Regions from separate parts of the Mus musculus genome. Here region 1 is linked to region 2. A link is a loop called in an ENCODE intact Hi-C map of the cell type or tissue named here. Cell type or tissue: left cerebral cortex. All regions are shown on one strand. Links, peaks and the distances in the headings refer to the core of each region. The heading gives the core; the rest is flanking DNA.

Region 1 (2,777 bases), core at 1-2,500, 190 kb after region 2:
TTTAGGTTTGGAGACCTTGAGTTAGGCTACCCATGCTCTTCTCGGGTGGTTATTTCTGCCAGCTGTTTACAAAGCATCAGGCATCTTGCCTGGGGAGACAGGGGCACCAAATGGAGCTGCAGGATGGCCAGACTGTGCCTCTGGAGACCAAGCAATCTGAGCAGGTCAGGCAGTGGCAGCAGCAGCACCTGGAGCTAGGCACTTTCCTTCCTGGTGCCTGGCGCTCTGGGACTGTTCAGATGTGTGCTTGACAGTGGTGTCCTGAGCCTCCGAATTCCACAGAGGAGCAGACAAGGTGTGTCCTGTCCGCAGGACCCACCTCTGTGACAGTTTTACTTAGAGATGGAGGGCGGTGTCCTGAGACACGAGTGTCTCGGGGGCTTCCAGCTCACACAGAGGCTGCAGAGATGGGGGACGAGCACCCTTTCCCAGTAAGAATCACGCTGAGACTTTTAGTGAAAGCCACGCCCACGGGATCTTTATCTGGGGGCTTTTTCTAGGAACTTTCAATAACTTATGGCTTGGGATTCCAAGGCCAAGGCCACAGGCTTCCTTCCTGGCACCTTCTCTCACGGATCGGCGCTCAGCCCCGAGACACAATCCCGGTCTTTCCGGGCCGAGCCGGGGCTGGTCCAGGAGTCTGCAGCTGGGCGCGCCATGGCACCGGAAGCGCGGCCCGCTCCGCTTCCCGCCTCAGTTTCCCCCACGGGGCCCGGCCCCCTGCCCGCCGTAGGCCCCTCACCAGGATGGCCCTGTCCTGTTCGGTGACTCGGCTCTGCTTCTTGCGGCCGAACAGGTTGCCCATGGCGGCCCCGCGCCGGCCGGCCGAACCCGTCGCAGCCGCCGCTCTGCGGCCACCGTACTCCGCCCGACCTACGGCGGCCGCGCGGAGCCACGCGCCTCAGAACGCGAAGCAGCTTCGTCCCTAGCGCAGCGCACCGCTGGACTTACTAGGCGATGCGAACGCCCTCCCTCGGCCTTTCAGCTAATCAGATGGGACTGTGATTAATTCAGAGCACCTCACAGGAGTGAGCCTAAATCAGGCTTCCTGACTTTCAAAACCGCCCAGCCGACGCCCCCCTCCCCGCTGGCGCAGAACATACACACACCCAGTGTTTTGGACCTACAAGTGCTTGCTGAGAAGTGTGCACCAGCGTTCACCTGCCATTCGGCGCTGTCACCTTCGTCCCCTAGTTTCCTCACTGTGGACAGTCCTTAGGCTACCGTTGAGTCAGCCCGGTTGCTGGGACTGACACACTAACCCCAGGGATTCTCTGATCACACCTGCCCTCTGTAGGCCCTTGGTGAGTCAGGGGGCGGGGACAAGACACTCATGAGTGGGGCTCTACACCCTAACAGCCCCAAAAAGGGCGCCACTGTCCTGAATTCAATGCCTTTGCTAGGAGGGGAGTTCTCCTTCCCCACGGCAATCATCCGGGTAATATCCCTTCGGGAGGCAGACAGTACAAGCAGCTGGGCCAATTACTAAGCATTCTTGTTCATTTACACCTTTCTGAACGAAGGGCTCAGTCTTAGCCTCAGGCTCAACACATTATGAATCCAGTAAAGCCAGTGGCTATCCCTCGGCAGGCAGCTTCTTCTGATTCCTGAACTGCCTGCATTTTCCCTTCCCCCACCCCCAACTCCTTCAGTAAACAAGGGCAGAAGGCATGGAGGGGGCTTTCCGGTGTCGCAGCAGTGGCTCTTGTGACTCCTTAGGCATAAGAGGCTCCCAGTCTTGACTTGGTTTTAAGAACAGCACGAGAGGCTGAGAGTAAAGTCCATGGTAAGGACTTGGGGCAGGCTCTGGCTACCAGACCTAGGGTTCTAGCTCCTTCTGTCACTTAGAAGCAGTTTCTAGAGGTTGGTTTTTTTGTTTTGATTTGATTCCAAGGGGCCTTCTAACTAGCCAGGAACCCTTTATCCCAGGGTTCTCTGTACAGTCAGCTGCCCTAATCGGGCTCAGCCACTGACTTTGATGGTTAGCTGTCATATCTTAGTCTCCAATGCTCTGTGGGCCAACTGGCCCCATAAAATCGCAGTAATGGTACCCTGTCCCTGTGGTCAACATGACTATAAAGGGCAGTACTGGGGCAGAACTTACTAGAAGGCTGGAGCTTCCGACCTGTGTGGTTCTCATGCCCTAACCAAGGGCATGTTCAGGGGTGTGGGACAGAGGTCTTGTGCAGGTCCAGGGTATCTCTGGCTGGTTTGGGACTTGCTATGCAGACCAAGATGGCCTTGAAATCACCCACTTTCTCTGTCCACTCTTGTCTACTCCGTGCTAGGATGCCCTGACATCCCAGAGTCACTAACTGAGGCCCAGTCTGTCAAGCAACAGCCCACAGTACCCAGTGCCTTGCTGGCTGCAACCATTTAGCTAGGAGTATTTATTGCCCAGGGAGGGTTCTGTTTCTACCATAACACTCTGGAAGCGCTTCCACACATTCTTCCTAGTTCTCTGCCAATACAGAGCTGGAAATGTCTGAATTCTTTCCGTCTGTAAGCCAGGATTTGGCAACTATGGCCCGTGAGTCAAACCGGTTTGATCTCCCCTCTCCTTTTTATACAGCCTACAAGCTAAGAATAAATATGGTTTTAAAATTTACTTACTTATTTTAAAGATATTTTCCTCTCTCTGTAGCCCTGGCTGTCCTAGAACTCACTCTGTAGACCAAGCTGGCCTTGAACTCCCAGAGATCTGCTTCCCTTTGCCTCCCTTTGCTGGGATTAAAGATGTGAGCCATCATGCCCAGTAAGTTTTCTGTATTTTAAAA
Region 2 (2,800 bases), core at 181-2,680:
AAGTTTCTAGGACCTTCCAAAATAGAATCACTAGCTGGGGACCAAGGCTTCACGAACATTAGTCCATGGGATAAGGTCCGTGTGTATGAGAATAATATTCACATCATGAGAGAGCTGAAAGGCGTGGGCCCTGGAGGCCTGAGAGCCGAGCTGTCTGTAGGCCAGGGCTACGCAGGGCCGTGACCTGTCTGCTTCTTCGGGGTTACGATGGAAGATGGAGAGAGAACTTTTTGCCTCACAGATTTGAGGGAGCCTGAGTTCAGTGGGGCCCAAAGTTGGGAGTCTTCAGGGAGAAGATACAAGAAGCTACAGTCAATGAGCTTTCAAGAGAACTTGAAGATGACACTGGCAGGTTGGGCAGTCTGAGGAGGCTGGCCTTGGGCTGTAAACTCTTTTTTTTTTTTCTTTTTTGGTTTTTTGAGACAGGGTTTCTCTGTGTAGCCTTGGCTGTCCTGGGACTCACTTTGTAGACCAGGCTAGCCTCGAACTCAGAAATCCACCTGCCTCTGCCTCCCAAGTGCTGGGATTAAAGGCGTGCGCCACCACGCCTGGCTGGGCTGTAAACTCTTGAGAACATGGAGAAAATGTTTCTGACCTGTGGAGAACAATCTGCAATCCCTGGGCAATTAGACCAACATCTGGTCTGTTGAGACCCAGCACCACCCTGTCCATTGAGACAGAATCTAGCTGCTCTGGGTCATAGTAAGAGCCAAGAAGTCGTGTCTTGAGATGGACTCAAGAATCTATCAAACATGGGTTTTCTAGAAGCTGAAGAGATGGCCTAACAGTTGAAAAGCACTTGTTGCTCTTAAAGAGGACCCAGGTTTAAATCCCAGCATCCACATGGCAGCTCACAATGATCTGTTCCAGTTCCAGGGGACCCAACACCTTTGTGCCCTCCTGCCCACCAGTGTACTTATATGCATGCAGCCACAAGACCTGTACACATTGAATAAATAAATCTTAAGCTAAAAAACCTGGGTTTCCCCACATGGGCAGGCCGGTTTCAGAAGTAGCAGTTAGGTGCCACATGGAGGCACAGATTGGGGCATGGCATGTAGGGCTTGACAGTCCCTGGCCCAAGCCCTGTTCCCAGGATCCAGGGTTCTGAGGCAGGTACAAACTGTCAAGGACAGCATGACCTCCACACCTAAGAAACGGGACTGAGTAGTTCCCATGTTTCCCAGCAGGTGGCACTCACACACAGAATCCTTCTGCACTCTGAACTTGTTTCAAGCCCACTGTGTGAAGGAAGGGGAAGAAAGAATGAAGGCTGGGAGCCATCGTTCATGACAGGATGCAGGGATGGCTGTCCCCCCACTGAAGGTCCAAAGATAACGTCCTTGTTGGCTTTTGTCTAGAAAAGCCTCTGCCCAGTTCCTGAGCAGCATCCACAGGGCACTTCTCATTGTGTAGGCTTGTTCCCTTATGCTGTTGCCGTGGTTACCTCTGGTGTGCCTTACTCTGTCAGGCCAGGGGCATGATGAGCCAGACTTAGACTAAATACTTTTGATGAGAATAGTAGGGGTTTTTGTTTTACAATTTAGATGTACGTTTTGCCTGTATGTCTGTGTACCACATGTTTGCCTGGTTCCTGCAGAGGCCAGAAGTGGGTGCTGGATCCCCTGGAACTGGAGTTAAAGATGGTTGTGAGGTGCCATGTCAGTGCTAGCAACTGAACTAAAAGAGTAACATGTGCTTTTAACTGTTGAACAATCTCTCCAGCCCAAGGTGAGAACAGGGTTTTGGTTTATTTTGTTGTTGTTTGTTGTTTTGTTTGTTTTGAGATGGTTGACTCTGTGTAACAAGCCCTGGCTGTCCTAAACTTGCTTTGTAGACCAGGCTGGCCTCAAACTCCTAAGAGATCCACCTGTCTCTGCCTGCTGAGTGCTGGGATTAATGGTGTGCACCACCACACCCAGCTGAGAGCAGAGTTCTATGGTCCAGACCTGCCACCTTTGTGGGGTGGGGGTGCAGGTGTCCTCTGAATACATTGTCCTTGGGAGAGACCAGTTCCTTATACCATGCTTTATATATAAAAGTCTGAAACTATACAAAATTAAATCATCTTCATGTTACATCTCAACCAAATCCAGATCCTCATGTACACACTGCCGGGAAACAGCCCTGCCCTGCCTGCCCATGGTTCAGGGTGGGAGGAACCATTACACAGCAGGAACTCTGCTGCCCATATGCGTGCTGTCAGGACAGGGCCTCCACGCCCACCGCTCTTCCTAGGAGCCTCCCATCATGGTCTTCTTGGCCTGGAAGAGAAAGCATTTTGTTTCAGTGACTTATTTCCAGTTTAGATATGGCTTAAAGCAAGACATCTACCACATCAAATGCCACCTTATCCCAACCACGCTAAAGAACTGAGATGCTAGTGTGTCTCGGGGGGTCCCAGCCTGGGCTCACCTACAGAGGACGCCTGGCCCCTGTGACTGAGAGTTTCTGTTATGAGATGGGCAGGGATGGAGGGGGAACCACAGGGGGGTGCCTTTATCTGGTCCAGGCAAAGCAGCAGATGGAGTCACACAATTCTGGTCAGCCACAGAGAGGGTGGCAGGGACAGCAGAAACTCTGAGCATTAGGAGTGTGTTTAGGGTTTCAATGACAGCTGCTGGCCACCAACCACAAGAGTAAAGGCTTGTGTCAAGTTAGAAGGAACAAGAAAAGCGCAACACCTGACGACTGAACAGCCTCTGCCGGGAAACCAAAGGCTGTATGTAGGTGAGGCTGGGCTGTAGTCAACTCAAACACTGCTCCTCATTCCCGCCGAGGCTACTGTGGACCTGCTTCT

The links. Peaks named below come from ENCODE experiments on the same cell type or tissue, not always from the same donor. Only the 100,000 strongest peaks of a DNase experiment are listed, where the experiment ranks them.
Region 1: it touches region 2 in a loop (8-fold over the local background); 7 of 42 quality-filtered maps call a loop at or near these places.

Annotation. Positions count from the first base shown.
Region 1 is chr11:119,911,903-119,914,679 of GRCm38, reverse strand. It overlaps Chmp6 (charged multivesicular body protein 6), which reads right to left and starts at 870. Exons shown (of 8, transcript NM_001085498.2): 1 at 743-870. The coding sequence starts at 805. Gm39485 (a long non-coding RNA gene) reads left to right here and starts at 868. Exons shown (of 3, transcript XR_003949830.1): 1 at 868-1,304. In left cerebral cortex, for the core only: a CTCF peak has its summit at 965; DNase peaks (open chromatin) are centred at 917 and 2,455; H3K4me3 peaks cover 1,607 bases; H3K27ac peaks cover 2,056 bases.
Region 2 is chr11:120,099,638-120,102,437 of GRCm38, reverse strand. Ndufaf8 (NADH:ubiquinone oxidoreductase complex assembly factor 8) reads right to left here. Exons shown (of 3, transcript NM_001110242.1): 3 at 2,014-2,264. The coding sequence ends at 2,235. Among named protein-coding and RNA genes, the nearest start is that of Ndufaf8, 2.1 kb to the right of the region's middle. In left cerebral cortex, for the core only: a CTCF peak has its summit at 1,185 (motif pointing right); a DNase peak (open chromatin) is centred at 1,191; H3K4me3 peaks cover 151 bases; H3K27ac peaks cover 499 bases.